Regions from separate parts of the Homo sapiens genome. Here region 2 is linked to region 1. A link is a loop called in an ENCODE intact Hi-C map of the cell type or tissue named here. Cell type or tissue: endothelial cell of umbilical vein. All regions are shown on one strand. Each heading gives the region's core, and the rest is flanking DNA. Links, peaks and the distances in the headings are about the cores only. Region 1 has its middle 82 kb from the start of GLIS3. Region 2 overlaps SPATA6L (spermatogenesis associated 6 like).

Region 1 (16,349 bases), core at 4,227-12,226:
ACCACCAACTCTGGATCTTCTAGCCTGAGAGAAAGGTGATTTCCTAACTCCCTTGACTTTTCACCCTCTTCAGAGGGTCACCACAGATATCTGTATGAGGCCAGAGAGACTGGGCACTCCCATGGGTATAAGCGTATAAACCCTACTTGCAGTTTATGAAGTTTATCAAGTACCACTGGGCATGATGGTGTGTGCCCATAGTCTCAGCTATCCAGGAGGCAGAGGCAAGAGTATCACTTGAGCTTAGAAGTTTGCGGGTACAATGAGATATGAATGCTCCAATGCACTACAGCTTGGGAGGCTGAGCAAGACCCTGTTTAAAAAAAAAAAAAGACTTTTATCAAGTACGTAATATATAAAAACAATATCTGGGTTTAGACTGCCACAAAGTCTACTTATGCTCTTTCCTGCACATAGTGCAAAGTATTGCACCCTATGCATATTATGAATGATTGCTCTCAATACATAGAAGTGATTGCATACTTCAGCTGCGGCTGCTGCTTTCCCCCTCCAACTTTATTCTCCACAATTTGGAATGTTTCAGAGATCTTCAAACATGTCATGATCTTTCAGGCATCTATACATGTCCGTGGTTCCCTCTACCTCAAATGTCTCTCTTTTCTCCTCTGCCAGAAATTTTTTATTAGTCTGGGTTTTAGCCCATTGCAGCACATAGTATTTGTTCAGGAAGTGTTGATGGAATGAAAGAAAGAATGAGTGAATAATTCCCTTCTCCACTGTCTTAGAACGTTCTATATGTGTCACTCATTTTACTTATCACACTGTGTTGCTTCTTACGTATCTGCCACAGATTCTTGATGTCGAGCACTGCTGCCTGGCAGGATAAACCAATAGAAGAGTGCCTGAAATATAGCAAATGTTCAACAAATTATTGTTGAATTGATCTGAACTGTTCACTCCCTCTTGGACATCTGCTTATTCACTGCACTTGGGCACCTGTATGTCTGTATGCGGTGCCGTCTGTGTGTCTTTCCTCAAATGCAGGTGTTTTTGTAATATGGCTTTCTGGCTTGACGTGATGTGATTGTCTTGGGCAGAAGTTAGCATACTTCCAGTGTCCAGGACTAAGAAGTATATTTAGCTGGTTATTTTGATTTAGATTCTTCTATTGAACTCTAAATTTTTAGTTAGTTCAAGATCCAAGAACCTTTGGAAATGCAGACTCTACAGGACCATATTTCACCAACAAGGGCTTTTTAGTTCCAGCAGCCTTTGGAAGTCCCACGTGGCTCTATGCACTGTGCGATATCCAGGCAAAATGAATCCCCTTCCCTCACAACCTACGAGTTCTGGGCTGTAAGTCATGTCACGCCCTACATTGTATAGGAGGGAAATCCAGTACTTCCTTGAAGGGGAAGAGATATTCATGAATTAGCAACCTAGATGAAGGCAGGGTAGCAGAGCTGTTAGGAGAATTGATTTCGAAATTAGCCCTGAGGTTGAATCTCATCTCTATCCTTTGTCAGATGTGCAACTTTGGACAAGTTACTGAATTGCTCTTAGCCTCTAATACCTATGTCACAGGGTTTTCCTAATGATTCAGTCAGTTAATGCACATCAAACATGCAGCTCAGAGTAGGTACTCAGTAGCTGCTGGGTCATTCATCCAATTCAGGCTTACGGAGGCTGTGGCACCTCAGTCGGCTTAAGTGCTCTTGCTTTGATTTTGTATATAGAATCCCCTTAAAATCAGCAATTGTTGGTACCCCTACCCTATCCCCTTTTCTTCACTTTCTGACTTCTTGAAAAATCTAAGAGCTTAGCTTTTCCAAATGTGTGATCTGGAGCATCTCTTCTGTTCCAGGAGCAGCTTACAACCCCAAAGCTATCTAATGTCATTTGGAATGTTTTTGGCTATTATTAATTCAAATACTTTTCCTGCTTTATTCTTACTCTCTTTCTTCTGGGACTTCAATTACATATATGTTAGATGATTTTATATTGTACTATGAATTCTGGAGACTTTTATTTTTTGTCCACTTTATTTTTATTTTTTTTATTGTTTTTGAGATGGAGTCTCGCTCTGTCACCCAAGCTGGAGTGCAGTGGCGCCATCTCGGCTCACTGCAACCTCCGCCTCCCAGATTCAAGCCATTCTCCTGCCTCAGCCTCCTGCGTAGCTGGGATTACAGGCACACGCCACCACGCCTGGCTAATTTTTGTATTTTTAGTAGAGACAGGGTTTCACCAATTGGTCAGGATGCTCTCGAACTCCTGACCTCGTGATCTGCCCACCTCAGCCTCCCAAAGTGCTGGGATTACAGGCGTGAGCCACCACACCTGGCCCTGCCTCTCTACTCTTAAGATAAACCCTGGAGGTAAAGCTAACCATGGAAATTTCTCCCAAGAAGAGGATGGCATCCTTGATGTGAACAGCTTTTCCCGAGTTCACAGATTAAGACTTACTTCTATTATCATGAAACTCTTATCTTTTAATATTTTTTGCTTGCTTATTCCTCTATGAACATAGAAGTGGAAAAGGGGTCTGTTATGTGCACTTATGGGTATACTTTTATTTGTGAAGGGGTTTGTAGCCAGTCTTACGCATGGATAACCTTATACTTTGATAGATAAAAGACAAAGGCTGAATGCAGGTAAGAAACTTTAATGGTACATGTGTTGCCTCATAATCAGTCAAAAACAAAACATTGGTTCGCTCCTTTTAACCCACATCATGGGTTAAAGAGAACATTGCCAGAAGGCCTTCACTCTTCTAAAAGGGCATCATTTGTTAGGTCGTTTTTCCACAGTTTAAAATAAAAGAAGCAATGATTAGAAATGTATCCCTCATGAAAGGTTCTATAACAAATTCTGCTGTAAAGGCTACAGTTACACAACAGACTTTTAAATTCTCTTGTGAAAGTTATGTTAAATAATAGAATTAGCTAAACAGAAAAGTACCTGTACAGCTGCTGGCAATTTTGGCCTATGGGGAAATACATCAAATGAAGATTATAGAAATTCAGTGGTAGGGGATTGATGAAGAAATTGCTTAGTCAAATGAGTGAACTACCTAGCTCATTCTTTGATCTATTTAATTTTAGGAGATTTGGTTTATGGGGACCCTGGATAAGGAGCATATTCCAAACTCTTGGTATTATCCTCCCAATAGTCATAGTAATAGTCTCCCTGCTGCACTGTATTCTCTCAAAAATTTTAAATGCTTGCATGCAGCCATCTCTAGAATGTCATATAGTCTGTCTCCAATTTGAACGACAAGAGCTGAAAGAAATGTGCAACCGTGAGGACACCGTAACCTATGAATGACATGCTGAAATCGGAAACCCAAAATGATGGTAACTGAGAGTGGCACTAAGGCCGTAAGTTTTGGTCACACTCTCATGTAAGTAAGAACCTGACCAAAAAAAGGGGGAATTAAAAAAAAAATTCTGGGAGGCCATTGTTTTGGATTGAGCTCATACACTAGGCCCCAACAAACCAAACCAAAATAGAATTGCTCATGCTAAGACTTTAAGGAAGCACAGAGATTCTAGAACAGTCCAGGTTTTGTTTTTTTCCTGCTGCACATCTCTATAACAAACATTTCTGACAGCGTAGGTATCCGCTCCCTGAAGTTGCCATTAAATCTTTTAACCAAATTCATTTCCTGTTGCCTAGAGACCATCAAGCTTCAGATGATCATGCAACAAAAGTTCCAGGTGAAGACACCACCCCTGGCCATTTAAGGAGCTACCCTGCCACCAATAGACAGAGTAGGGTGAGAGTTCTGTGATCCTCAACAGGGACTATGCCCCAAGCCAGCATGAAGCAGTTACAGAAAAAAGACCATCGGTCCCTCTGACTCTCATAAAATGTATGGGGATCACATCTCTCAGTGGGGAGATGAAGCAGGAAAATAGGGTCTGGAGGCAGGGAACATAAGGCCAATTCACACTTTAGCTATGACAGGAATATCCTCTCCATTGGGAATAGAGCCAAGTAAATGACTTTGTAACTTTATGTCATCCTTTCCATTTACATAGGGCATACCCCAAGTAATCAGTGGAATCCTCTAGGGGGTATTTCAACTCCCAAAAATTCTGTAACGGGACCTTTTAGCTCCCAAGCTCAGGCCTGCTCCCACACCATGGAGTACTTTCATTTTCATTAAAACCCTTCTTTGTGTGTGTTGTCCAATTCTTTGTTCAACACGCCAAGAATCTGTACACCTTCCACCGTTAACACATATACTAAAATTGGAATGATACAGAGAAGATTAACATGCTCCTTGCACAAGGATAACATGCAAATTTGTGAAGTGTTTCATTTAAAAAAATCATAATTTTTTTTAAAAAGAAAAGAAAATGAAGAAAAACTAATAAAAATAAAAACAAAAATAAAAATATTCCTGGCTACACACAAAAGATTTGGCTATGAAAATGTTCATTGCAGCCCTATAATACACATGTATAGACACAATTTTTATTATTATAATGAGATAACTGTAATATAGCTTAGTAACCAAAGCTCCTTCTGAGTAGGGTGATTAGGGTGATTAGAGGAGATTCTGTTTTTATTCTCTCTCTCTTGTTTTTCTCCCTTGATTTCTACTGTGGACATGTGCTGTTACAATAAAGGGAATAATCCAAATAAAGCATTTGCAGAAGGGATAAATTCTCACCCCAGAGGTAGTTTGTCACTGGTTGGCCATGAGTGATGAGGCAGCAAAGATGCCATAAATAGATGGGAATAGGGATCTCAATATATTTCTTTGTGTCCTGAAGCATTCTCTGCTAAGTGTTGCATGATTGGTACAGATGGTAAGTGGTACAGGAGATTAGAATCTCTTTCGGGATTGGCTCAGGGTTGGGGTGAGCCTTGTGCACCAGGAAAAAGAACGGCATTTTTTCTTTCTTTTCTCTTTCTTTCTTTTCTTTCTTTCTTTCTTTCTTTCTTTCTTTCTTTCTTTCTTTCTTTCTTTCTTTCTTTCTTTCTTTCTTTCTTTTTCTTTCTTTCTTTCTCTCTCTCTCTCCTTTCTTTGTTTCTTTCTTTCTTTTTTCTTTTTTTTTTTTTTTTTGAGATGGAGTTTCACTGTTGTCACCCAGGCTGGAGTGCAATAGCGTGATCTCAGCTCACTGAAACCTCTGCCTCCTAGGTTCAAGCATTTCTCCGGCCTCGGCCTCCCGAGTAGCTGGGATTACAGGTGCCCATCACTACACCTGGCTAAGTTTTGTATTTTTTAGTAGAGACAGGGTTATGCCATGTTGGCCAAGCTGGTCTCGGACTCCTGACCTCAGGTGATCCACCGGCCTCAGGCTCCCACAGTGTTGGGATTATAGGCGTGAGCCACTGTGCCTGGCCAAGAACTGTATTTTCTAGAAGCCCAGGCTAAGTCTGAGGTTCATGGAGTCTAACATCTATATTGCTTGGAAAATGCAGCTTTTGGATTTTAGGTATCAACTTCTATCTTTGGGGTTGGGAAAATCCTTGAAATTTTTAGCTGCAGAGGGAATCCACGAAGAAACGGAATGTGGGAAATCGAAGGGAATGCAGAAACAGTCCTGCAGGCACACTGCAACCCATGAGATCCTAGGTGCTAAGAGTTCACTGTGTACAGTAAACTGTTCTGAGGAGTGTTAGATTTTTCCTTTTTTAAGAAATTCAAAACACACTTCAAAATATATTGCTCCACTATTGTTTTACAAGCAACTTCTAAAAGGCTGAGGCATCTGCCCTTGGTTTCTGCGCCTCTGTTGGGCAACATTATGAAGCTTGTATAGCTGAATGCTGACAGGTGAGTTGAAAATCGTTACAATGACAGTTAGGACCCAATGTTGTGCAACAGTGTCTGGCTCCAGGTTCCCAGTTTGGATCTCAAGGAAAGGAAAGTCTTCTATCTGATATGTTTTGGATGTGTACACGGGGCTGGAGGTTGAGTGGGTGGGAGTGGGAGACATGGGAGCGTAGGAAGAGGAAGACACGTGACTCTGGATATTAACCAGCTGGTGAAGGAAATTTTTAAAAAGGAAATGGAATTTATTACCTAGCCCTTGAATAAGCAGTAAGCTGGGAGACCATGATTTAGGTTAGGGATAAGGCAGTGGGTGGCATCTTGCTGTCCAGGGAAGAAATTAGAGAGTCATAAATATATATACATATATATTATATATAAAGGAAAGAGGTTTTATATATATTATATAAAGGAAAGAAGTAAGGAAGAAAAGAAGGAAGGAAGGGAGGGAAAGAGAGAGAAAGAAAGAGAAAAAGAAACAATTTCAATGCCATTGGCAAACAATCAACCATGAGTAATAGTCCTTGTTAAAGAACACAAAGCTGATATTGACAACTTAGAAAATAAATTTTTATCTTCATTTGGAATTTCTAAAAAGTTTTTTTTTTTCCAGTGAAGGTGAGTCCTGGCTAACTGAACAGTATTATCTAAAAAGTAGTTCCGTTTTCCCACCTCTGGCAGCACTGCTGTTGTTTCAAAAGATTCCTCCATGATGGAAACCCCTTATAAGGTCCAGCACCCTGTGTTCACCACCAGTGTGCTCCACAAAGTGAGCAGGAGGAAAACGTGTACACCTCATTGGCACGATCTGTGTACAGTGTGCTGGGCAGTAACTGGTTAACCCCCAAAGGCCACAACTTCTTCAGTACCAAGTGGGAAATAAAAGAGACTACTCTCATCTGCCCTATAAATGACATGACTGATTGGCAGCCAATGGCACACAAACTCCCTGAGAAGTGGGGGTAGTTCCATGGATATTTAAGGCTGTAAGTCTTGAAGGAGAGGAATTGAGGGGTTCGTGCTCTCTCTAGGACCACCTAGCTAACAAAGGCCTTTATTCTAGACAAGGAGAAGCCCATTTCAACTACTGGAGATCCAGTTACCATTCAATACCTCCCTCTTAATTAAAATGTAAACTTCTGAACATAGAAGTTTGTGGTCAATCAACACAAAGAGGCTGATTATCCCAAAAATCTACTTTTCTGGAAGTAAATGTTCAAATGGAGATGATCAAGTCATATTACCTAAGAAAGGTTATAGGGGACTTTTGGAGACTTCTTTTGGACTTATACATCTAGATTTTATTTCCTTTTAACCATCTTAATAGATTTTTTTCTGCATCCAGAGAATTAGAATTTAGAAGTGTTGAAATATAGCCAGGTTTGAGCTTGTATAGAAACTGCTTTTGGAGCACATGCTGTTCTTAATTTGTTAGTAATTAGAAGTAATTACTAAACAGCTTCTGCCAGAAGTGAAGAGTTCTATGTTATCTTTGATACATAATAAATGACTCAGGGTAGACCCACATTAGTTTGCTTATCCATGAATCAAGAATAATTTAAGTCAATAATAAGAAAATAGTAGATAAAAAGGAAAATTAAACTTTCAAACAGCAGTTCCAAATGTTATGGAAAATGAATGAGATTGTAAAAGGTGAATAAAAAATGCAATCTGGTTGGAGTTTGGTTGTGCTTGCAAATTCGTTAAGCGTTTTTTTCTGAAACTTGTTCTACAGAATGTTAATGCCAAGAAGCAAGTGCAATGAAATCTTAGGCCTTGGGCCAGTGGGAGGCCTACTTCTACTCGTTTCAGTTCTTGCTTTCTCACATTAAGTCTGGCAGCCTCAGGTCATGGCATCATTTCCTTTCAGAAAACCCAAGTTATTGGTACTGCTGAAGTTTTGCTGTCTATTTTCTTGGCAAGGTTTCTGCAACTTCCTTTTAGGAAAATAGACAGATGGGAAGATGGATTCAAGCACAGAATCGGTGAATCCAGGTAAGGTCAAATTTTGCTTTGTGAGATGCCCTTCCCTGGGCCAGAAATATTAATTAGGCAGTAGTGACACCAGCTGGTCTTCCTGGGAATCTTCCCTCATGTAATTCATTAGAAAATGAACAGATTTTTATGGTCTGCTTAAACTGTATTAGGTACAGTAAAAGCTACATGAGAAATGGAAAGGCCCTGATCTTGAAGGGTTTATCATCTGAGAGGTATTAAAATATATATAGATGCTGTCTCGACCCTATAGTACCCACTCATCACTCTAGAATTTTGTCTCAGGAGGTTAGGACAAGGAGAAGGGCCTGGTATCTATATTTTTCTGAGGATTCTGATGATCACTCAGGTTTGGGGAGTGATCAAGAGAAAAACTGATTGCTAACATACCTGGAGAAATACTCTAGAAGTCAGAGAACAAAAGAACCATAGGAATTCAGACTAAGCAAGATGATGTTTGTGTGAGGTAATCAGAGAGGCTTCCAGGAAGAGGAGATTCTTGTAGATTTGTGTGAAAAAGCAGAGAAGTTAAAAAACAATCACAGTAATAAGGTAGTATAATCAGGGAGGTATTCCAGGATGGGGGAAAGGCATTTTATTCCCTACACATACTGTTCAATAATGCTCTAACTCTCCAGTTGAATTTCGGTTTTCATTCAGGATTCTTCTGGAACAAACGAAATGTTCTCCAATCTGTACTTTCAATACCTAGAGTAATAATATTTACCCTGATTTTTCCAGATGTGTCATTCAGCATCTGGCCAGAAAAACAGAAACCACTCTAGATGTTTCAAATAAAAGGGATTTACTACAGATTTTGGTATTACGGGCATTGGAACAGATAAGCAAGGGAGCTAAAGAAGCAAAAAGGGAAAAGGGTGACATTCCGAGATTAGTATCTGTAGAGAGCGGCTACCAGCCTTAGGAACTGGGGGAATGAAACTGAAGAGGAGCTGTCAAAGTCCAGGAGCAGGCCTTAAGGGATTCCACCCAGCCTGTGCTGGGACTGCCAAGGATGGTCTCCCTAGCCACAGCCGGGACCAATTAAGGGCAGTTCCAGCAGAACCTTGGGTCACTGAAGGGGCACAGCTACTTCCAGAACCAACAGCAGAAACAAAGAGAGTATAAGAAAGAAATAATGGCTCTTCCTCTTGCCAGACATAACAGAAAGCCAGGTAGTAAAGGAGTCTGGAAAATGGAGTTTGTGGATTCCCACAGCCCCAGCAATACAGACAGGATGGAATAAGGTGAAAGTGCAGCTCAGGGGCAGCAGGTAGACAACTGATGCACCAAGTAAAATGAATCAAGAAGTACTTCCTTCAGGAAGACAAACAGGCATGCCCCAGTTGGAGGTTCATGCATGCAGATATTAGTACCAAAATGTGCGTGAGTGCTGTGTTCATAAAATCAGAGAATGAAACCTGTAAGGCTTTGTGAGTACTATGTGACCATGCAACTCTTATCTTTTCCTGTGTTAACTTGATTTACCCATCCATTTGTCCGTCCGGTTGGTGCTTATTATATATCAGATACTGTTAGGCTCTGGGGATCCAAAGATAATGTCATAGAGCCCTCTTTAACTACCTTATGAGCCAGGCAGACAGTGAAAAAATTTGATAATCATGAAAATACTGCAAGCAATAATCATGTAATTCATTCTTTATACTTTTCAAAGTACTTTCTCATCTTCTATCCTAAAATTCCTCTAAGATACTTTTTAAAGATATTTTCATGTTGAACTCATTTTATTTCCCCACCACCAAATTTTCCATGAAGATTGTATGTCATTTTCTTAAAAATGTAAAGTCATTCACATTTTTACTGTTTTCTCACTTACTTGGTTCTTCCTCTCCTTTTTGATGAGTAAGATTTCCCCTCTGACCAGTGACTACTGAATTTCTCCTATCTTTTTACCCATCAACAATTTGACCATCCCTGAGACTACTTACCCTCTGGCCATTTCTGCCTGTCCTCCCACATTTTTCTTCTAATTTTATATGGCTTATTTTCCTCTTGGGTTTGTACATTTTCCTCCATTGTTTTCACTAACTAGCTCCTGTGGATCCACCTTAGAGACATTTTGAGAGATAAGACATTGCAGGGAGTCCTTCTCTTCTCGTTCTATTCTTGGGAGGGTCTTGCATCTCCCATCCCAAAACTTTATGTTGAATTAAATCCACATTCTCCTTTCTACCAGTTTCTTTCGTACTTTATTTAAAAATTTTAACAATATGTTCATATTTGATTGGTAATGACCAGTGTTTCTCAAAGTATTCTCAAAGAACTACTTGCCTCTGAATCAGCCAGGTAGCTTGCTAAATATCCAGATTTCTTGGCCAACTTCAGTCCTATTGACTCAGAATCTCTGGTGTGAGGCCCGGAAATCTGCATAGTTAACAAGTTCTCCTATGTGATTCTGATTATGCAAAAGTGTGAGATGTACTGATAGAAATCTTTGTCTTCAGCTCTGACATTTAAATTTTTATCTTCTTTGGTGCTTTTGAAAATATTTTTGTTGTTAACAATACTCTGTTGTCACCTGACTTCCTTGATGGGCAGTAATAATTTGAAGTTTGCCCCCTTATTTCTGAAATCATTTTGCTTAGAGCCAATTGTTATCTTTGTGTATGTGTGTGTGACAGAGATTTTTATTACATATAATAGAAGATTTCAAATAACAGCAGAGAGTTATTTAAAAAAGAAACAGTTAAATACATGTCTAATTAGCAGGCAAGAAGGCAAATTTATTCTGTTAGAACTTCTTAAGGAAGAGTCAATAATGAACCAATTATAATTCCTTCTCCTAGCTGTATACAGCCAAGATGCCTTCTAGGTTTGAAACCTTGTCCCACAATGCTCCGGTGGAATAGAGCAGATATTGATGCACTACAGATAGTGAAAATGAGACTCAGAAAGAGTAGGTGACTTGTGGATGGTAACATAACTAGTTACTTGCAAAGCCAAGATTGGAACCCAAGTCCTCCTGGGGGTCTTTCACTCTGTCTGCCTCTAAGACAGACCTCCTTTTTTTTTGGTTTGATGTCTATGCTAAAACACATACAGATGCATACACACACATACACTCCTATTCTTTGCAATATAATATGATGTGTGTCAAATATTGGTCCTTTTTGCACCTGTCTTTTGCAAAAGCAAAGTGAGCTCCTTTCTTCAAGAGCAAAAAGATATTTGAAAATACCTCTGTCATTGCTAGGGACACTGCGAATGAATATGTTTTATTCCCTGAGTGGTGCTGACTGCAAATGGAGCGGGATGGTGTACACTGAAGTGAAGCAAATAGTCATGATAATTTCAAGGTCCACTGAAACAGCAGAAAACAAGTCAACTGCCACCACCCAATGGCAATGAAATAACTCAAGGTTTAGCTCCCAGATCCTGAAATCTCATCAACTAAAAACATCTTATAAGCATTTCCACATTTGATCTCCCATCTCTAGATAGTTTGCACTAAAAGAAGGGACTAATGTTGTCAATCTTCCAAAAGGGCTGAAAAATCCAGAGGCATTTAGAGTCAGCTTTGCAATATGTTGTTATCTTTAGCATTTGAATTTGGGATTAATATAGTTTGAGAAATTATAACATTTTAAATAACAGTAGCATGGTGTTTTGCCAAACCCCTATTAACCTCAGTAGGGAAGGCACCAGGTTCAAGAGGCTGAAGAAGAGACCCATAGCCAGCAAATGAGACATGGGGTTTTATTAGGAGCTTACATAGAGGGGAGAGAGTGCAGTGGTGACAGGCTGGATAGGAGAACTGCCTTATGTACAGAAATGGTACAGTGATGGGGCGCTGGACAACATATCCGCCTTCCTACAGTCCAGTGGTGGTGGGATGGATAACATAACGACACGGCCGAGAGGCTGCAGGTTAGGCAAGAAAACCACAAGCACTTGAAAACAGCACGGAGCTTATATAGCATTTTCACTTAACACTCTTCCCTTAACAATCTCCACCTGTCAGCCTTCATTTAACCCAAAACACTTGGCCTCAATCCCCTTCATTTAACCCAAACACTTGGCTTGATGGGGGCTCAGATGTACCTCATAGAGGAAGAATCAGTCTCCAGGTCGGCCATGCCCAGATTCCCTAACTTGGAGCACACATTCAGGTGCTTCTGCCATACAAGCTCATTCTAAAGGTGTGTTTAAGTTATTGCTCTCAGGGAAGTTTACCCTACACATGCTATCAAGAACCAAGAAATAATATGTGCCTTTCTCATTCTGCCTCTGGATTTAGGATTTCCTTCTCTACATAGTCCATATTAGGAATAGTGGGTGATTTCCCATTGCACCAACCAAAATGGAATCTCTCTTTCTGTTTTCATTATATATATAGTTATTGTACCTATTTTGTAGGATTGATGTAGGGTTGCCAGAGAAAATACAGGTGCCTAGTCAAATTTCAATTTCAGATAAATACATTTTTGGTATAAACATATTTTAAGGCCTTCTCTTCCTGGTTCTTCCCAGAGTCAGGAAAAGCTGGACTGAGAGGGTGAAAGAAAAAAATATAAACAAACAAAAACATGTTTTAAATATTTTGGAGAAACAGTGAATATGTTTTCAGTGTATCTGAAATATTTCTGATAAACATTGAATAATTGCACCTGGGATATACTTATACTAAAAAAGTGTTCATTGTTTATCTGAAACTGAAATGTAACTGGCATTATGTAATTTTATTTTCTAAACCTGGCAACCCAGACTGAGGATTAATTATATATATATATAGTATCTGGCACATAGTAAATGCTCATTAAAATTACTTTCATAATTGAGCTTCTACACACCCTCATAAGTGGTAATAATTAGCATTTGTATATTACTTTACTATCTCCAAAGTCTTCTCATGTTCACGATCATTCTAATCTTTTAATGGTTCTGTGGTATACCCATTTACCAGATGAAGGAGTTAAGCCTCATACACATAAGTTTTACTGGCTGCAGAGTAATCCATGGTATGCTTTACAATCTTATAGACATGTATTTTTGAATATTTAATATTGGTTGCTATTATAAATATTATTAAATGAACTTCTAAGAGCATGTTTTTTACAACTACGTTAAAAACTTCTTAGGTTAGAGATCACGACTGTTTTTTCCTCCATTGCCCAACTAAAAGTAATACTCAGTAAATATTGCCTAAACAAGTGCAACTTTCAGATTATTGCTAGCTTTGTCTAATAATGAAAAAATAATATTAATAGCATCTTATACTATATAACAATAATATTATTAGTGTCTTGTAATAATGTAAAACCAGCCATATTCTAGATGGCCTACATTTCATAATAGAATCTTCACACTACTTTGCGAAATAAGATAGCATTATTACCCTGTATTAGGGTTCTCCGGAGGGACAGAACTAGCAGGATATATGTATATATGAAAGGGAACTGGCTCACAGGATCACAAGGTGAAATCCCACGATAGGCCGTCTGTAAGCTGAGGAAGAAAGAAGCCAGTAGTGGCTCAGTCCAAAGCAGGGAAGGCTGTGGCCAAAGGCCTGAGAGCCCCCAGCAAACAACTGGTGTAACTCCAAGATTCCAAAAGCCAAAGAACCTGGAGTCTGATGTCCTAGGGTGGGAGGAATGGAAGGAAGCATCCAGCATGGGAGAAAGATGAAAGCCAGGAGACTCAGCAAGCCAGCTTATCCCACCTTCTTCCTCCTGCTTTGTTCCAGATGCGCTGGCAGCCAGTTGGATGGTGGCCACCCACATCGAGGATGGGTCTTCCTCTACCAGTCCTCTGACTCAAATGTCAGTCTCCTCTGGCAACACCCTCACAGACACACCCAGAAACAATGCTTTACCAGCTATCTAGGCATCCTTCAATCAATTTGACACCTAATATTAACCGTCACAAACCCTGTGTTACAGATCAGGACTTTGAGGCACAAAGGGGTCAGGGAATTTTCTGCCAAGTTATTGGGCTAGTAAGTGGTGGGGCTGGGAGGCAATCTCAGGTGGTCTGGCTCAGAGCCTGCATCCTTTGCCATTGCACTAATCAGCCTCCAGCAGTGGAATCAGTGGCTCAAAGAACACGCGCATTTGCAAGCATCCTGATGCATATTGCAAAGTCACCTTCTGCAAAGACTGTGCCTGTATACTCTCCCACCAGAACACAGGAGTATCTCAGTGTAGCCTTTTCAGCATTGAGTATTCTCATTAAAACTTTTTTCTCATATTTGATAGGTTAAAAATAGTATCTAATAGTTTTTGTTATATTTATTTGATTACAATAGGTTGAGCTTTCTTTTTTGTCAGGGTGAAAAAGTTATATTTCTTCTTTTATAAGATGTATATTTACATTAGTACCCACTGGCATATTAGGACGGAACCAACTACCTACATGACTTCTATTTTCGTGACTTGCTAATGACTTACAAAAGTCAGGTTTGCTTGTCTTTTAGCTTTGTGTTTGGACACTTGGCTTATAAAGTTTAAACATAAATAGAAATATGTCAGTCTTTCCTTTGTGGTTTCTTCTGTTGCTCTTGTGTTTAGAAAGAGAGCATATAGATTCTACTTTTTAAACTGAATAATGTCTTCCATTGTTTTTTCAAAGGCTCTCCCCAGGAAAAACAATCTTCAGCCTCTGAAATCTCTCCTTGGATACTCCTAATGCTTTAAATTCTTGACACCTGAAAAGATGAATTAGTTTTTCTTTCGTAAGTTTTCCCCACCAACCTGTTTCCTTCCTAACATCTTCCCCTGAAAGGAACCATTTGTCTCTGCTTCAGGGACAATCTCTCCACCAGAGTCATGCCTGAGAACTTTGAAGGAGCGCACACCAAACCCCACCCCAACTTTTTTTCAATCCAGATTGCTAACCCAACTGTTCTGAACGATCATAAGGCTTTATATTTTGTCTGGTGTTTCAGCAGAATTCAGCATATGTCTCATATGTGACCTCAGCATTCCTGTGAAGCTCACAGCTCAGGGACTCACTTTCTTTTACAGATGAACAAAGACTGAGAAGTTAAGTGAGCCAATGAAACGTGTAGCTGGCACTAGAAACTGGTTATTCTAATGCCTGCTCTTGTGATCTTTGTACTATTCCAAAGTTTCTTAGGAATGACTTACTATCACGACAGGAGAGCTAAAGACTCACACAACCATGTTTTCTGTCAAGTACTAGTGTTTTAGAAGGTTCTAAAACTTTCCCACTCGCACTGACTGTTATTGGTTGGCAACAGGAAATACTCTTAACATTTGTTTTATGTGCACATATTTTAAAAAGCCACTAGACAATGATGAGCATGTTTTATGACTGTAGAAGCAAACATTCCATAAGGAGGGACGTGTAGTTCTACTTAGTTGTTACTTTTTACATCCTTACACATTATAAAGCCATGTGTCTGTGGATTATCTTTTGTTAGCCACAAGATGGTACCATTGCACAACCTAGAGAGAGCATCAGTCAGCTGAAAACATCTTCAGAAAGATTAATCTTCAATGTAGCACAAACACAGAAGAAACCTTACATTTATATTATAAAACAGTCGCAAATTGTTTTCATCCTTCATTAAAGGTATAAAGGAAACTTGTATATACTATAATTTGATATATCCCTTTTCTCTCTGTACCCACACTCTCAACCTGAAAAAAGCCAAAGTTCTGTTTGTTCCACGAGAACTTTGTGATCTCCTTTACTTCTACTGAAGGAGATATTTGTCATTCTGATGTTGGGAGTTCATTAGACTTGATTGTAACTCCCCTTCCCTTCAAACCTCTTTTGAACGAGGCTGATTATAGGAGGTCAGCACTCCTGAAAGAATTCCAAATTCATTTTTGCAAAGTGGGAAATGACTAAGAACAGTGGGTTCTGTCAGGATAAGATAGGATTTGCATTTAAGATCAAGCAGAGAGCAATCAAAGCATCATTTTATAATAATAGTGAAAAGTTAGAAACAACACAAATGTCCAACAGTAGGGGGGTTGAAATAATCATCTAGCGGCAAACTGTTGCAAATTGTAAATAGCAAGCTGCAGAATAATATTTCACCACATAGAAAAATGCTCGAGATGAGTTGTCAGGTGGAAAAAAATGGATGGCAAAATAGTATATTCAATTGTGTGCACATATGTGCATGTGTGTTGATGGCAGATGCGTGCAATAAATAAGTGACGGTGGTTCTCTCCGAGTGTAGCTAATTGACTTTCTTGGACGTTTGAGTCTTGTATACATTTTTTATTATAAGCCTGCTTTATGTATGTGATCATTCATCTAGAAGATGAGAGGGCTTTGCTGCCAACTTAGGTCTCATTCTCTTCCTCCTGGTGGAGAAGACAAGATGCCCTGATTGACAGCCTTGTCGGAACCACACAGAGGAGGAAGGGGGAATAGTTCCCCAAGAAAGGGATGTGAGAGAGACAGCCGCCATGTGTGAGCTTTGCCTGGACAGGCTTAAGGGCATCTTAAGGGCTTCAGGCTGAGCCTGTGTGAGGGGCTCTTTTAGAGACTGGCCAATAATTAGTTGGAAATCCTATCCATATTAGACCCAATATTGGTTCTTTTGAAATATGCTATAAGGTGGAAGTTTCAAGATAGCAAGGAGCCCGGAGAACAGTCAAAAGTA
Region 2 (16,349 bases), core at 5,019-13,018, 210 kb before region 1:
CTGTTCCATCTGTTGAGCAGGTTCCATCCTGGTTCTCAGTCCACATGGAAGAATATCCATGAGAGGGTATGCAGTCTTCTGACATCCCACAGAGCACAGCTGCACCAAAACAAGGTTAGACTTTCTTATAAAACTAGATCTTTGCTCACTAAATAATATGTGAACAGGGACCTACAGTCTAGTCGGGGAGACAGACATTAATCAAATAACCACAGAAATAAGTGGAAAATTGTGAGGCTTACCAAGGAGATTACCTGTTGTCCTGAGATTGAATGGTAGCGGGTATTTGACATGGCTGGGAGTCAGGGCTGGCTTCCTGAGGATGAGACAGTGGGGCTTGGATCCAACGGAGGAGTAGCAGCTAATTTGGTGCACAGCACTCATCAAGCAGAGGTCCTTTCAAAGGACTGAGAGAAGACAGGCTAAGTGGCCCACAGAGCATTCCTTTCCCCTGCACACATGAATCCCAGTCCAGGGAAGAATACAGTTGTTTGTGTGAGCTATGTAAGGCCACAACATGGAAGAAAGTTGTTCTAGAATTTAATAAGGTGGTTTTGGCTGTATGACTTTTACAGGGGTATGGGGAGTGCTTCTGATCCATTGGTAGGTATTCCCAGTACTTTGTCACTGATTCAGATACACAGCTAAGTGGCAGTTCACCTGCTCAAAGAATTCAAATATAGGACAACAGTGCCCCCAGTGGCTGAATTTAATGATGCCATGTAGTTGAATTAGTCCTCTTGACTTATTATATACTGACATATGCTAGATTTGCAGGATGACACTTAAAACTAAATGTTGTTTGCCCTAACCATCAGGGTAGTGAATTACTTTAATTCTTTTCTGCAAAGTCATTGGCTTTGCTTTAATTCCCAACCTTTTCAGGCAAGGAATCTCTTTAAAATGTAAACAAAGGCCTGGTTTGGGGCTCAAATCTATAATCCTAGTACTTTGGGAGGCTGAGGAGGGAGAATCCCTTGAGGCCAGGAGGTTCAAGACCAGCCTGGCAACATAATGAGACCTCGTCTCTACAAAAAAAGAAAGATTCTATATACACACATATATAGTGAACCCCATATAACGGCATAAATGGGATGCACAGACCTCCTACATGCAAAACTACACATCTGGGTATCATCCATCTCTATTATGTTATGGGTAACATAATTGCTGGATTTGTTTTTATTGTAGGAAGATTCTACCTCTGAAGTAAATTATATCATTGAAAGACCAAGCTACCCTCTGAAGAAATACTCACTGCATGAACAGAGATATTTTTAAGGTACTGTCTTATGTAAGTAAGCAGCTTAAGTGCTTCTCCTTATCTTGGTTTGCTAAAAGAATTTCAGTTTCCTCCTATCAATATGAAGTAACTAGAAAGTGTGGAGGACAGGAGACTTGGAGGAGACCTGAGAACTGCGTTCTTCCCTTGCTCTGTATGATAACTGCAGTGCACGTGCCTTCCAGCTCTCTTGCTTCCTCTTGTAATCATCTCCCCTGCCCGCAACATCACCCTTTATCTAATAGACTTTCCGGCCTTCTTTCAGCTTCTTGAACACGGAGCTTTTTCCTGCCATGGGGTCTCTGCACATGTTGTTTTCTCCATCTGGAATATGTCTTCCTGACTCTGCCTGGATAACTTCTATTTGTCCTTCCAGGCTTATGATTTTCTATGACACGACACTCCCTCTCTCTGTGATGTGTACCCTTTAGTACACAGCATTTTTCCTTCATAAATTATGACACAATTTCTTATTATATTTTTATCTGGGCTGATTGTTTAAAATCTGTCTCTTCTACTGGAGTGAAACCTTATGAGATCAGAGAATCTGTCTCTGTTGTTCACTGCTTTATACGCAGTATTTAGTGCCATACAATGGAATCACATTTAACTTTGCAAACACATGTACTAGGTGTGTGCACTGAACAAGAACCTGCCTACCCATCTCCACCCTGCTGCTGTCTCTGTATCACCTGACCCTCCACAATGGTTGCTGCTCAGTAAAGAGGGTTTTTTTTGTTTTTGTTTTTGTTTTGACATGGAGCTCTGTCACCCAGGCTAGAGTGCAATGGCGCAATCTTGGTTCACTGCAACCTCCACCCCCCAGGTTCAAGTGATTCTCCTGCCTCAGCCTCCTGAGTAGCTGGGATTACAGGTGTGCACAACCACACCCAGCTAATTTTTGTATTTTTAGTAGAGATGGGGTTTCACCATGTTGGTCAGCCTGGTCTCAAACTCCTGACCTCGTGATCTGCCTGCCTCAGCCTCCCAAAGTGCTGGTATTACAGGCGTGAGCCACCGTGCCCGGTCGCAGTAAAGAGTTTTTATAAATGCATGTTGAATATGCATTGATTATGAATGCATGTAACAAGGCAACTCTAGAATTCAGATCTGTGGCAAGTAGTTAGCCACATTGTGGGACATCATCGTTTCTCATATATTCTTTTCTTTTCCATTCAAGCCCAGAATAATAATCGCTCTTCCTTATGACATGCGGCCTGAGTGCTGAGACTAGTACACATACTTCACATGTATTAAACAAATTCATATCTAATTCTCAGGACAACCCAATGAGATAGGTACTATCATTAGTTCCATCTTACAGATAGGAAAACTGAGGCATAGGTTAGGTCCCTTGCTCAAGGTGACATGGCTAGTGAATGGTGGAGCTTTATTCTCTTAACCACTACATTCTATTGCATTTTCAAAGCTAGAGTGTAATCTTACATGGAAATCCATGTCTCCCCATGTGTGAAGGAGGGCCCTTTGGAACCCAAGCAGAGTTCGTGGGCATTGGCCTTTGGAAGGCTCCCACTAGGATCCTATAGCTTTGTCCTGTATAGTCCTCATGTCAGCAGGATCAGAATAATTATGCGTCTTTCTAAACAATAAAGGAGTGTGGGATGACCTGCTAAGTTTTCACTGTAGTCAGGCTCCTGAAAGTCTGTTTTGAGGGTCATGCATGCTTTACAGAACAAGTTGGCTTGCCTTAGGAATGGCCAGGGCTCCCCACCTTTAGCACAGAGGAATGTGCAGGACAGCTCAGTAATGGCCCATTCTGGAGGCTTCTACCTTAGAACGTTCTGCTTGCTAGATTAAAGGACGGATTCTGGGCCATTTACTCTCTGGTTACCAAAATAATTGCCGTCTAGGCAATTATTTAGGTGGTTATACGGAACATAGCCCACATGATTATCAAATGCCAAATTACATTGAATTTCAACATGGGTAATATCAAGTTACATAGAGCCCTGAACCAGCTGATATGTGGACATTGATGTGGGGGGATAGAGAGAAGGTAAGAAAAGAAAAAAAAAAAACGTCAATTCTTTCTTGGAAAATAGGTTTCCCACACAACAGGAATTCCCACCCAGTAGTTTGGCATACGCTTAGAATACCTTCTCTGGAAGTCTCCATACCATCCTCCCTGACCCCGCTTCTTGAGTCATGGATTCCTGGAGAGGCTGGGATCCTGGAGGGTCATTTTAGTGAAGCTTTAGTGATTGTGAAAAACCCAAGTGACTCTGGCTAGTCTTAAGCAAACGGGGCATTTATTTGAAAGATGCTGAGCATCCATCTCAGTGAGTCCAGGAAAGATCCAAACAGGCAAGATCAAATAGCTAGAACAGGACAGCCAGAGCCACTCCTGTGGGTTGGGAGGACAGACCCCAGGCAGGAGGCATCCCCCACACACAACCCAGTGGCTCCCACTACGTGTCCCAGTCCCGGCTTTTCTTGAGGACTCTCTTCTAATGGCAGCACCAATTCCTGTCCCTCCCCTTCTCCATATCTGTTTCACTGCCAGGTCCTGGCTCCCCAGCGATCTCGAGATCTCAGGGAGATGAAAAAGTAGATTCTTACCACAAAAAGGTCAGGGATTCTTGAGCCAAAAACAATGAGTCCCATTGTCTGACCACGTAGAGGGAGAGAATGGGTGGAAGAAATGGGTTGAAGGGGTTGGAATACATCTATTTCTGGATCTTTTGGGACTTGGTACTTTTGGTATAAACAGAGTATCCCTTGTATATTTAAAATTGGTGAATTTTACCACACAAAAACCAAACATCCAAAAAACCAAACAAAAAAAAAAACCTCCCGTAAAGAAACCCCTCAGATTATCCCTAGTTCTCTTGGAAGGCATAATTGCCGTGAAATCCCGGCCCCCAGTGTGCAGTGCCAAATTACAGAGCAAGACTCCATCAAAAAGAAAGGAAAGAAAGGAAGAAAGAAGGGAGTGAGGGAGGGAAGGAAGGAAGGGAGGAAGGAGGGAAGGGAAGGAAGGAAGGAAATTTGTTCAGTAGAATATAGTTAATTGGAACACGTTTAACAGCTCAACTGAATAACACCTATTTTGGCACATTTACTATGTAGCAATGCTAACTCTTCACTATAATAGTAAGAGGTAGATACTCTGTCATCATCCTGATATTTTACAAAGACGTCAAGTAAATTGTCCAAGGTCACACAGATGCTCACTGGGTTATTCTGTTGTGGGAATCTGGGGAAAAAGCTCAGAGACTAAGTGATCCCAAGGCATAGCTACATGCCAAGATTGGGGTAGTATGACATTATCTTTTTCTCCTTACTTGTATTGATTGTTTGCCTTTTTCTCAATACCACATGTAGAATGTGATGTTTCAAATTTTGCAGGGGAAATTAATGAAAGCTTAAGGAGAATCATGAAGAGCTCACTCACTGAGACAATTGAAGCATCCTTAAAGAAATGAACACTTTTTGTTGTCTGTGTTGAGTCACTGATGTCTAATCCCCTTTAAACCAAACCCTGTACTCAGTCTTTTGTGCCCAGGTAAGAGTTGTTGATTAAAGTGTTTGCTGTTTGGGGGCTAACATTTTCTTGTCAAGCTGGAAAATTTGTGTTTTTGCATGTTTGTTTTGAACATGAAAGAGAAAGCGCTGTAGTTGGGTGGCAGGTGCTTATCTGAACACTTCCCCTCTCTCTCTCTCTGGCTCTCTCTGGCTCTCTCTGTCTCTCTCTCTCAAATTAATTATATATGAGCTAGAGGAAGTTGCTATTCACAGGAATAACCTGATAAATCCTCCAGGAAAGACTATCAACCTGACTTTCTCTTTTCGGTAGATCCGTTTTTGTTGTTGTTTGTTTATTTCTTAGTGTTAGGCTTGATTTACGTGAAGTCCACTAAAAACCTTGGAAAAGAGAGCATTACGTCTGGGTAGTTCAGATCTTGTTTTAGATGTTGAATGTCTGTGATAAATTTGTAAGAGGAGGCTGGCTCCTCTGGAGCGTAGTTTAAACTGCTCCTTCTGTTTCCTACTCCTTCGTTCCAGCAATTCTTTGTAAATTTAGATGAGGAACAAAACCTTCCTCAAATATTTCTCCAAAAGAACTACACATTAAGTAAATAGGTTCTACAGATAGGACTGCCAATGCCAGGTTTTAAAGTTAGTTAGGAAGGTGCATCTATGAAATGCTTACACAGTGTGAGGGAGCAGGAATAGGAAGGGGCTGGGATAAAGGGAGACTAGAGGCACATTTGTCTTCATTGATACAGACCCAGAGAAGAGGGGCCTGAAAATGGAAACTTATTTCCCTCCTTCATAGTGTAAGCATAGCATTTTCCTCTACCAGCCCTACTATAGTGTGAATGTTTGTGTCCCCTCAACATTTGTATGTTGAAATCCTAACCTCTAAGGAAATGGGGCCTTTTGGGAGGTGATGAGGTTGTGAGGGTGGACCCCTCATAAATGAGATTAGTGCCCTATAAATAGGCTCAAGGGAGCTCGTTTGCCCCTTCCACTGGCGAGGAGACAGCGAGAAGGCGCCATCTCTGACCCAGGAAGAGGGCCCTCACCAGATTCTGCATCTGCCAACATTCTGATCTTGGACTTCCCAGCTTCCAGAACTGTGAGAAATGAATTCCTGTAGTTTGTAAGCTACCCAGTTTATGACATTTTGTTATAGCAGCCTGAATAGAGTAAGACACTACCCTAAAACTTGTTCAGTTTTTAGAAGATTCAGTGAGAGCCAAGTTTTCTTTTCTCACTGTAATCATAGGGATTGGTTCATTAGGTAAATTAAGAAAATGAAATTAAAAATTAAAACAGAAAAGGAACTCCAAAAACAAAAACAACAAAACAAAATTCATTTATCCTCTTCTTAGAATTTCAGCCAAATAAAGGTATATCCAAGTTGAACCTCCCAATCTAAAAATCTGAAATCTGAAATGCTCCAAAATCCAAAACTTTTTGAGCACCAATATAACACCATAAGTGAAAAATTCCACATCTGACTGCATGTGGCAGGGTGCAGTCAAATGCATTCGAAACTTTGTTTCATGCTCCAAATTATTTAAAATCATGTATAAAATTACCTTCAGGCTACCTGTATAAAGTGTATATAAAACGTAAATGAATTTCGTGTTTAGACTTGGGTCCTATCCCCTATCCTGAAGATACTTCATTGTGTTTATGTAAATATTCCAAAATACAAAAACAAAAACCAAAACCCAAGTTTAAAATACTTCTGGTCAGTCCCAAGCACTGAAGATAAGGGAGACTCAACCTGTATCACAACCAGCATTCCACCTTGGCAAGGCCAACAGCAAGCTTAAATTACATATGCTAATATGTTCTCAGTCTCTCTGAAACTATGGTTGTCAATTTGTTGTTTTGATGTTACCTCTAAGTAGTCATCAAAAGTAAGAAAATATTGTGTTACATTAAGGTTACGCTATAAGTCTCAGGAGAGGGCTGCTTACGTAAGCAGCTAAAGGAAAGCAGCACTAATGAATTGGTATCCCATTTCAGTTATTGTTAAAATATACACCATGACATTCAATATTCAGTGTTTTTTGAAATGGTTTAAGCATAACTCTTTAATAAGATCTTAAATGCCCATTCTTATTTAAAGTCATTTTTGGTTTTCACACTAAATTACGCTTTTTTTCCCTTTACTTTTGCATCTATTAACTCTATTCCTTAAATTATTATTATTTTTACTTTTGTTTCTCAAGGAGTTATCTCAATTTTGAGGAATCATGCTGGGGCAAGGATTGCAGTTGAAGTATTTTGCTTTTGGAGTGTATAATAGTATGAATAATTTTGTGATGTTTTGGGGTTTGGATTACTTTGGGAAGATCTGTGTCATTAAACATCATAAAAAGAATTCCCATCTGTCTTGCTTCAGTTTATAATTCCTTTCTTGATTTTTATGGTTGCAGATCTGTCAAAGCCTGGAGCATATTTTATGGGCATGTTTCATGGGGTCTTGGTTTGCAGAGGCTCCTAAGAAAATCTCCTTTGTGGAACCTAGGCCCTCCAAACAAAAGCTGCTGTACAATGAGGCCAGTTCTCTGTGGTCACCTGACTGACCCAAAGTTAGCTGAAGCCTGTAGGCCATGAATTATAAAAGAGATTTTTAAAAAATGAGAGTGCAAATGATATGTTTGACATAAAAGAGGTGGCGGGTTTTAGGTGTAATTTGAGAAGACTGATGGGTATGTGTGTGAGTTCAGCCCTAGCACCCAAATGCCAGGCTACTCTCAGTATAGCCAGTACTCCCCTGAGTTGGTCCATCAAAGGAGCCCGCTGGGCTCTCTGGAGGGCAGCCTGAGGAACAGGATATGCTCTGTAGTCCATGCTGTGACCAGAGAACCCACTAGTACCACCGGATGGGACTGCTGTCTTTCTCTGGTTAGGGGACCCCTCCTAGCACTACTTAGCGGACCTGCAGGTCTTAGGGAGACCTCTTCTCTCTTCCCTTGTGCTGGGAACCCTGCCAACAGTGATGAGAGCCCCAACCCTTTGCTCCTTTGGCCTGGGAGCCCCATCCTCCACACTGAATCTAGGGGCACCAAATTATGGCAATGAAGTTACTTTGTTTATCAAAGGAAAGAACCTATGCTTAATTTCACATAGGGAATTTGGTCAAAACAGGGTCATGTCTAGGACAGGAGCTTTTACATGGTGCAGATGGGTCCTTTTCTTGATGGCTGAGTTGATGGAGCTTCTTCAACAAAATGAGGAGTTTCTAGTCCAAAATTTTTCCTTGGGATTCTGCGTCTTTTAGAGTGATCCATTAGCTCCGCCCACCTCACCCCCCACGCCCCACCGTGTGTGTGTGTGTGTGTGTGTGTGTGTGTGTGTGTGTGTGTGTGTGTGTATTTTGTTTTCTTTTTTTATATATATAAAAAATAGAGAAGGAGTCTCCCTATATTGACCAGGCTGGTCTTGAACTCCTGGCCTCAAGTGATCTGCCGCCTCGGCCTCCCAAAATGCTAGGCTTACAGGTATGAGCCACTGCGCCCCTCCGAGTACCTGGATTTAAATCCTAGTTCTGCCATTTACAGGCTGAGTGCCTTGGACAGATAATTTAACCTCTTTGTGTCTCAATGTCCTTATGTATAATATGGAGGTAATAATAGTATCTGTCTAATAATGTTATTGTTGGTAGATAATACATTTAAAGTACATTAAATCAGTGCCTGGCACAAAATGAGCACTCAGTGAGCATTAGCTATTCTTATTCTCATCTCATTTAATTTTTTGAGGAAAGCATTGCTCCCCCTATTTCTTGCTAAGGACACTGAGGCTCAGAAAAGCAAGCGTCAGAGCCAGTTTGCAAACCCTGCTCTGTCTTGTTTCCAAACCTCAGGTTCTCTGTACCACTTCCTGTCACCCCTTTGCTGCCACCTGGTTGGCCCTGAGGCATCACAGATAATTCAACTTAAAGGGTTTGAAAAACATGAACTCAGAACATTTCAGAATAACAGAGCAACTAAGGTCTCTTGACAGAAGTTGGAACAATTAACCACTTCTTGTTTAGGCCAACAAGAGAGGCTTTCTGCTCGTATTTCCTGTCATTGAAATGTTATGTTTGTAAACGGCATTTTTAGGAAGTCCCCTCCTCCCCACCACCCCCAAATAAACTTTCCTGTTCCTTTTTCTCCAGGAACGGACACTCACTGAAATTGGAATTTTGAACTGAGATAAACATCATACTTGTTTTATTGGGATGACTTCCAGGAACAGACCGTAGGCAGTGGCAGTAGGTGTTATTGCTGGAAGCGTTGCATTCATGGTGGGAACTCTTCATTATGAAAGCTCATTTGTTGTTGCTTAAGGGATAGGATGACGTCCTTTGTTCACTGGGTCTCCTCCCAGCCCTGCAGTTAACAAAATTGATCCCACAGCCTCGCATGGACCCACTCAACTTGTATTTGTTAAACTCCTTCTGTGTGCTCAGTATTGCGCAGGACCCTGTGGGGTCGGGAGGGGTCACACTAAGGGGTGTAAAATTCAACCCGTGCCCTCTTGAAGTTTCCATACTTACTGGGGCAATGAGACCTTAAACGAGATATTTCAAGTGTGATTCCCAAAAGGTGTTGCAAACTCGGATGTCTTTAGGACCAGGCAGGATTTGTGACTGTCAGAAGCAGTTGAGTTTGAAATAATGGTGAGTGATGGGAGCTGGAGTGAAGTGGAGCATGTAACACCCCATCCTCCCACAAGGTGTTCATCTTCAAATTCAAATCTAAACCAGCCAAAGGCTCTGTGGCCCACATAAAGCTGGTCTGAAGCTGGGTCTTGCCCAAAGCCACCAGTTTTGACTCCTGTTTAGTAGTATAAAATAATGGTATTGATTTACAGTGAGGTTTGTGGAACTCAATTTCATTACTTTATAATCGTCTCATATTGATTAACTTAATAATATAAGGCAGTATCTGATTATGTACCAAGATACTGTTGCTTCTGTATGTTTCAGGAGGTTAGAAACAGTGGGGTATTGGTGTTGGAGGCCCAGAACTTATTTTCAGCATTTAAAAAATAGGCAGACCAGGTAGAGAAGAGATTTGGGAGAGTGAGGCAACTGGGGAGAGTATAATGAAGCATATGTATATAGAGAAGAGGAAATGTCCTTTGGGGTATCTTCTGAAGTGTCCTAAATATTCAGGCGAGTATTTTCAACTTGTGCTGTAGACAATAAGAAGCCGTTAGAGTTTTGGAGCCAGAAAGCAAAGTATTAATCTGATGATCTTGTGCAGGATGGTTTGGGAGTAGGTAGAGGCTGGCGGTGGGGAGACTCTGACAAAGCCTTTGAAGAAGTCTGAAAATTAGGGCAATAGAACCTCAACTGAGTAGGAGAGTCACAGGAAAGAGAAGGGCTGATTAGACATCAGGGCTGGGAAGACATCATGAGACAACTTATTTTAGGGGTGCTTAAAAACCTGTGGGTGTATGGGGGAGGTACCTGGCCCTTTTAAGGAAGAAGTGGTTAAGTCCGGTGGCCTGGGCTTGTTACAAAGTGAAGGTGAACTACTTAGTCAGCAGAATGAGGTATTGATGGAGAGAATAATTGCCCTGCAGAAATAAGGACACAGTGTCCTTCATTTTGTGGATTCATATTCTTCATGATGTGTGAGGCAAGATGAACTCAACGACTAAGAGAACAAAATAGGAGCTCAAATGAAATCCTTTAGGGACTTTTCTTTTTGTGGTCTCTTTTTGGCCAGGGAGATAGAATAGGGAACACTTAGAATTACTAGGGGTCAAGGTGGGTGTTGAGAAGAATGGAGGCCTTGTCTGGGATTTTGTTTAGTATTTTTTTAATCCCTCTGAATCTTGTTCTTATCGTGAAGGCCTTATGGTTGTAAATAGAATTTAGAGGATTATCAAAATACAAGTTGTTTATTCAAGAATTACGTGGGAAGAGAAAATGCAGGAGTACACCATGTCCAGTGATTCATGTCTGGACAGAGGCTAAGTCTTGGGTCACTCGCTTCACAAAGAGGCATCACTGTTCACTCAGGGGCTCCCACCTGAATCCCAGAGCAGACGGATTCAAATAAATGCACCAACCTCTATAGACCTGCCTTGCAACCTCAAACCTCTTGGGGTCAAAAGCAAGAAGAAATGTTTATGATCCTAGATTGTAGGGGAAATAATGGTGATTTTTAAAAACACAATTCCCCGCTGGGCGCGGTGGCTCACACCTGTAATCCCAGCACTTTGGGAGGCTGAGGCAGGCAGATCATGAGTTCAGGAGATCAAGACCATCCTGGCTAACACGGTGAAACCCCGTCTCTACTAAAAAATACAAAAAAAGTTAGCCAGGCATGCTGGCGGGCGCCTGTAGTCCCAGCTAGTCTGGAGGCTGAGGCAGGAGAATGGCATGAACCCGGGAGGCAGAGCTTGCAGTGAGCTGAGTTCGCGCCACTGCACTCCAGCCTGGGTGACAGAGCGAGACTCCGAAAAACAAAAAACAAAAAACAAAAACCCACAATTCCCAATCTGGGAAAGAGAGACTACAGAAAAGATTGATGAGATTGATTTTGGATAAGTTCAGTTTAAAAAGATGGTGGAAAAGCCAACAGAAAGTGGTCAGTAGAAGTTGGAGGTGGGGATCTGAGGTTTGGCTTGGAGATCAGGGCAGGAGAAACCAAGGGCAGCTGTAGACTTTGTGGATACACATTTTTGTTAATCATCTGCATAGAGATGGTAGTGGAATCCATAATATTGGAGGAGTATCTGGTGGAGAGAGGAAGACCAGAAGGATGTGAGCTTGTTCATTTATTCCACAAATATTTGAGGGGACCCTGTGTGTGTGGCACAGGGAGAGATGAGACCCACAGTAAGGGAGCAGCAGGAGGAGGTTACAAAGGTTGTGGAAGAGTGGTGGAAAACGGTCAGGCGGGGCAGAATCTGGTAATGTCTTGGAAGCCAAGGAAAAATAACTTAGTGGAATATAAAGCTAATCAACAGTGACATATGTTGCAGAAGAGTAAAAATTGATGACTGAGAAAATGCCTTTTGGATTTCATGAGCAGGGCACTGATGACCTCGGAGTTTCAGGAATGTTGTGGAAGCCCGACTGTAGGGGATTAGGTGTTTGTGAGTGGGGAGGAAATGGAGTCACAGTATAAAGAATAAAAAGCAGCCCCCAAAATTTGGCAAGAAAAGGAAAAGAGAAATAGGGTTCCAGTTTTTATCCTGACAACTCCCCATCCCTGGTTTTGGAAAAGAAAGGGATTTTGGGGAGAGTTGGGGTTTGAGTGAAAGATTTAAAGGTGATATAAGGGAGGGATACAATGATATTGTATACCATAAAGGAGGTGAGGCTGGGCAGCTAGATGAGGTGGGAGATAATCTAGACATATTTAAAATTAATTTTTGCTAGAATGGGAAAACAAACAGCAATTTGAAGGAGCAAATTTGGTTGTATCAAATAAAATGTCATGATTAGAAAGCTTGTAAAGAGGTGACGATTGGATACTGTCATGCATTTCCTCTTACTTTTTAGGCATTTTGAAGCATTATATCTTAATAGTTAGGAAAAGACTTGGAATCATGTGAGTCCCAGCTCTGTGAACTTGGGCAAAGTACTTAACCTCCCTAAGCCACAGTTTCCTCAACTGGGAAACAGATGGTAATATGACCTGCCTAATAGAAGTGTTAAGAAGAATGCATGAGACTATGCATGTAAAATATTTAGTACAATCTCAGCACATAGTTAGTGCTTGGTGTTAGCAGTGATTCTTTTTTTCTTAAACCACTTTATTCAGGTATGATTGGCATACTAAAGGTGTACATATTTAGCATGTACAACTTGGTGAGTTGTGAAACCATCACCAAAGTCTATGCCATAAACCTATCCATCATCTCCAAAAGTTTCCTCTCACCTTCTTTATTTATTAATTATTTTGGGGGATATGATAAGAACACAACGTAAGAGCTACTATATTAGCAAATTTGTAAGTATACAATGCAGTATTAACTATAGCTACTATGCTATGCAGTAGATCTAGCCAATGATTCTTATCTGCTTTGAACATTTTAGATCACCCCAGACTTGAGTTATAATTGATATTCTAGCACTCCTGGCACTCTCTGCCTTACAATGCCTGGTGAAGAACAGTGACACTGCAGCCACATGGCTGAGCGATCTATTTGTTGTGTGGTCTTTGGGGAAGTTGCTTAATGTTTTGTGCTAGTTTCTTCGTTTGTGGAAAGGGGATAATAATAGTACCCACTTTATGATGCTGTTATGAAATTAAATGAGTTCATATTTAAGTGGTAAGAGCACTGCTTGCCACATAGTAATTGCAATGCCAACGTCTGCTGAGTAAATAAAAATGTTCTTCCTCTGTGATTTTTTTTTTTTTTTTTTTGAGATGGAGTCTCCCTCTGTCACCCAGGCTGGAGTGCAGTGGCGTGATCTCAGCTCACTGCAAACTCCACCTCCAGGGTTCAAGCCATTCTCCTGCCTCAGCCTCCCGAGTAGCTGGGACTACAGGCATGTGCCACTACACCTGGCTAATTTTTGTATTTTTAGTAGAGACAGGGTTTCATCATGTTGGCCAGGCTGGTCTCGAACTCCTGACCTCAGATGATCCACCCGCCTCGGCCTCCCAAAGTGCTGGGATTATAGCTGTGAGCCACTGTGCTTGGCTTGTTGTTGCTGTTTTTCCTTCTGGGCTCAGGACATCCCACTTGCTTGGGCACTCATCCTGGCAGGGAGGCTCAGGGGATACCTTCAGCTGTTAGGTCAACACCTTAAAAGAAACTGGACGTTGATTTGCCTTAGAGTGTCATCTCTAGGAAAGGTAATGATGCCCAAGAATAGGGTAGGTGACTGTCTGCCTGGATTGATATAGAAGCAAACATTTTCACAGTGGTGAGAAAAGCAGACTAAATATCCTTGCAGGCTGAGTCGGCCTTATTTGCATGTCTAATTTTTTCATCAACTGCAGTGGCATGTTTTTCTAATTTAACTGGCCCTTTCTGATGGAGCAGAGAGCCTTGGATTTGTGATTCATGTGAAGTTGACACATTCTTTCTACCTTAACCTTTCTGGCTAAATTAGAAGATGGGAGGATTAGCTCCAAAGTACCTGAGAGGTAAAGCCAACTTGGCATGCTGGGAAGACAGAAGCAGGTGTTGAGGATGGATCAGCCAGTGTCCCTCTATCGCCGACTGGTATTGCCTTCTTTTATCACGTGAATTTATACAGTAGCACTTCTCTGAGATCCATCAGACCTGCCTAGTTTCCTAAAGACCCGGACAGGATAACCTCGGATTCATTTTGGAAAACCTTTATAATTTTTTTTAAGCCCTTGGCTCAGAAAAGCCTTTTGGCTGGCCTTTTGTTATTCTTGCCAAGCTAAGCTAATAACCTTGGAAACACAACACAAGGGCTCTTTAAATAAAAGTTATGTTTGAATGCTTGGAGGAGGATCAAAGTCATCTTTAAAATGTACATGCCTTGAGCTCTTTGTGAAGGCATGCTCATACACTGGAAGGAGTAGTACCTTTTCTCCAGCGACTGCCCTTCCAGGATGACCAAAGTCATTTCAATCTGTCTTACCTTCACCTTGGAAAAGGTACTTTCCATGGGGCGCAGACAAAGGCAAAGCAAATCCTGGCCAGTGTTAGATCTCCAGACTCCTCACACCTTCCCCTGCAGCCAGACCCTTGACCCTGAAATGCTCAGATGATGCAACTCTGCATCGCATTCCCTCAAGTGCCCCGAAGCGAAAGAAGATGATGCGACATTGTGCTAACACTTGGTAATGGCTTTCCTGAGTTATGGAGGAATGGCAGCTACCAGAGCCTGCAGTCTGTCAGAAAAAGGCAGCTTCTTGGAGGGAAAATGGGGGACAGGCATCCAGACACTACTGCTCAGTTTAGTTGATTCTGCATTTAGTTCCAGGGTTATTTGCCTCCCTCCATTTTTTGATAAACAGTGCTTTTGTGAGGCAAGTTTCTCTCTAGGTAATATCCTGGAGTTGTCCCCGCGGGGCCAGAGCTTCCCAGCTGCAGGCTGCTGGGGCCTTCTAGAAAGCAGTGGAAATCCCCTAGAAGAGGCAATGGCATTCCTTTCTCATTTTCTCCAACCAGAATAATCAAAGGAATGTAATTGTTTATCTTGTCTTTTGGGGGTTTACTCATAACTGTTTTGAACTTGGTGATACCTTAAAAGTGGCAGGCCAAGCGGAGATTTGTAGATGAAACCATAAGTGTCACCCTAATTCTGGAGAGACACCTTCCAAATCACACATGACAGTGGTTTGCCCTAGTAAGGGAAGAAATGGGACATCAATTGTGTGGTTAGATCTCACTGCTTGCTTAGGAGTTTTGTGGCACTGTGCATGCAGCCCAGGCCATTGAGAAATGTCCCGATCATTTCCATCCTTGATGGATAACTTTATACACTTAGGTACACTCACCCAATTCCATATACAGGTCAATATTTTGTTCCCAGCCAGGCACGGTGGTTCAAGCCTGTAATCCCAGCACTTTGGGCGGCCAAGGCAGGCAGATCACCTGAGGTCAGGAGTTTGAGACCAGCCTGGCCGACATGGTGAAACCCTGTCTGTACCAAAAATACAAAAATTAGCTGGGCGTGGTGGTGCACACCTGTAATCTCAGTTACTTGGGAGGCTGAGGCGGGAGAATCACTTGAACCTAGGAGGCAGAGGTTGCAGTGAACCAAGATCGCGCCACTGCACTCCAGCCTCGGTGACAGAGTGAGACTCCGTGTCAAAATATATAAATATATAGTTCCCAAAGCTAATTTAACAAGGCCTGCTTCTTCTTCTTTATATTATCTGGCTTTCACTTTAAAAGTCTAGGATTGCAGAGAGGTACACTTCCTCCCACAGGGTATATTAAAAAGCCCCACGGGGGGCCCTGCTTCCATCAGGTGGGGAGACAGTTTTTGAAGAGTCACACAAGATTTATAGGCTGACTGCAAAAGTGAACTTCATGCTGTACTCTCATTTTCAGGATGTTTGAAGGGGTGTTATGTGAAGGTACATCTCAGCTTCACACAGCCCAAGCATCTCAAACCCCTCTCTGTGTTTCAGGGCATAGGAAAGGACTGCGAACACTTATTTTTTGTTTACCTCCTACATGACACTTTATAGAAAAAATTAAGTTTGATATTCTTTAGATTAAAATGTCCCATTTCTGAAAGGGTTTCCCCTTTATAGAATGGGGGCTGTTTACGAAGTCTCACTAGGTTGGATATACTGTTTGCTGTGATAACCCAGCCAGCACCACGTGGTAGGAGCTTCATTCCTTCATCACATCAGGGACACGGATCCTAAAATACTGGAACAGCAATTGCATCCCTACGGATTACCCCATGTTAATAAATGGGGGAGGGAGAAGGGTATAGTTTTTTCCCAGAAGCAGGGGTGGGGAGAAGAGGCACTAGCATTCGTTAGACATAGTCTGTAACAGAATCTTTGCTACATGCATCACATGCATTTTCTCATTGACTGCTGAAAGCAGTCCTGTGAGGAAATAATTTTTATTCCTATTTCATGGAAGAGGAAACCAAGGTTTCGGTTGTTGGCAAGGGACACAA

Evidence for each region. Hi-C counts contacts between places; a loop is a spot of excess contacts. Peaks named below come from ENCODE experiments on the same cell type or tissue, not always from the same donor. Only the 100,000 strongest peaks of a DNase experiment are listed, where the experiment ranks them.
Region 2: it touches region 1 in a loop (9-fold over the local background); 5 of 110 quality-filtered maps call a loop at or near these places.

What each region holds. Positions count from the first base shown.
Region 1 is chr9:4,374,355-4,390,703 of GRCh38, reverse strand. It overlaps a transcript of GLIS3 not described here and the pseudogene RNU6-694P. Among named protein-coding and RNA genes, the nearest start is that of GLIS3, 82 kb to the right of the region's middle. In endothelial cell of umbilical vein, for the core only: a CTCF peak has its summit at 7,853 (motif pointing left); a DNase peak (open chromatin) is centred at 7,703.
Region 2 is chr9:4,589,112-4,605,460 of GRCh38, reverse strand. It overlaps SPATA6L (spermatogenesis associated 6 like), which reads left to right. Exons shown (of 12, transcript NM_001353486.2): 10 at 21-114; 11 at 1,192-1,282; 12 at 4,652-7,145. The coding sequence ends at 1,281. Among named protein-coding and RNA genes, the nearest start is that of PLPP6, 65 kb to the left of the region's middle. In endothelial cell of umbilical vein, for the core only: no CTCF peak of the experiment used is centred there; DNase peaks (open chromatin) are centred at 8,930 and 12,370; H3K27ac peaks cover 1,350 bases.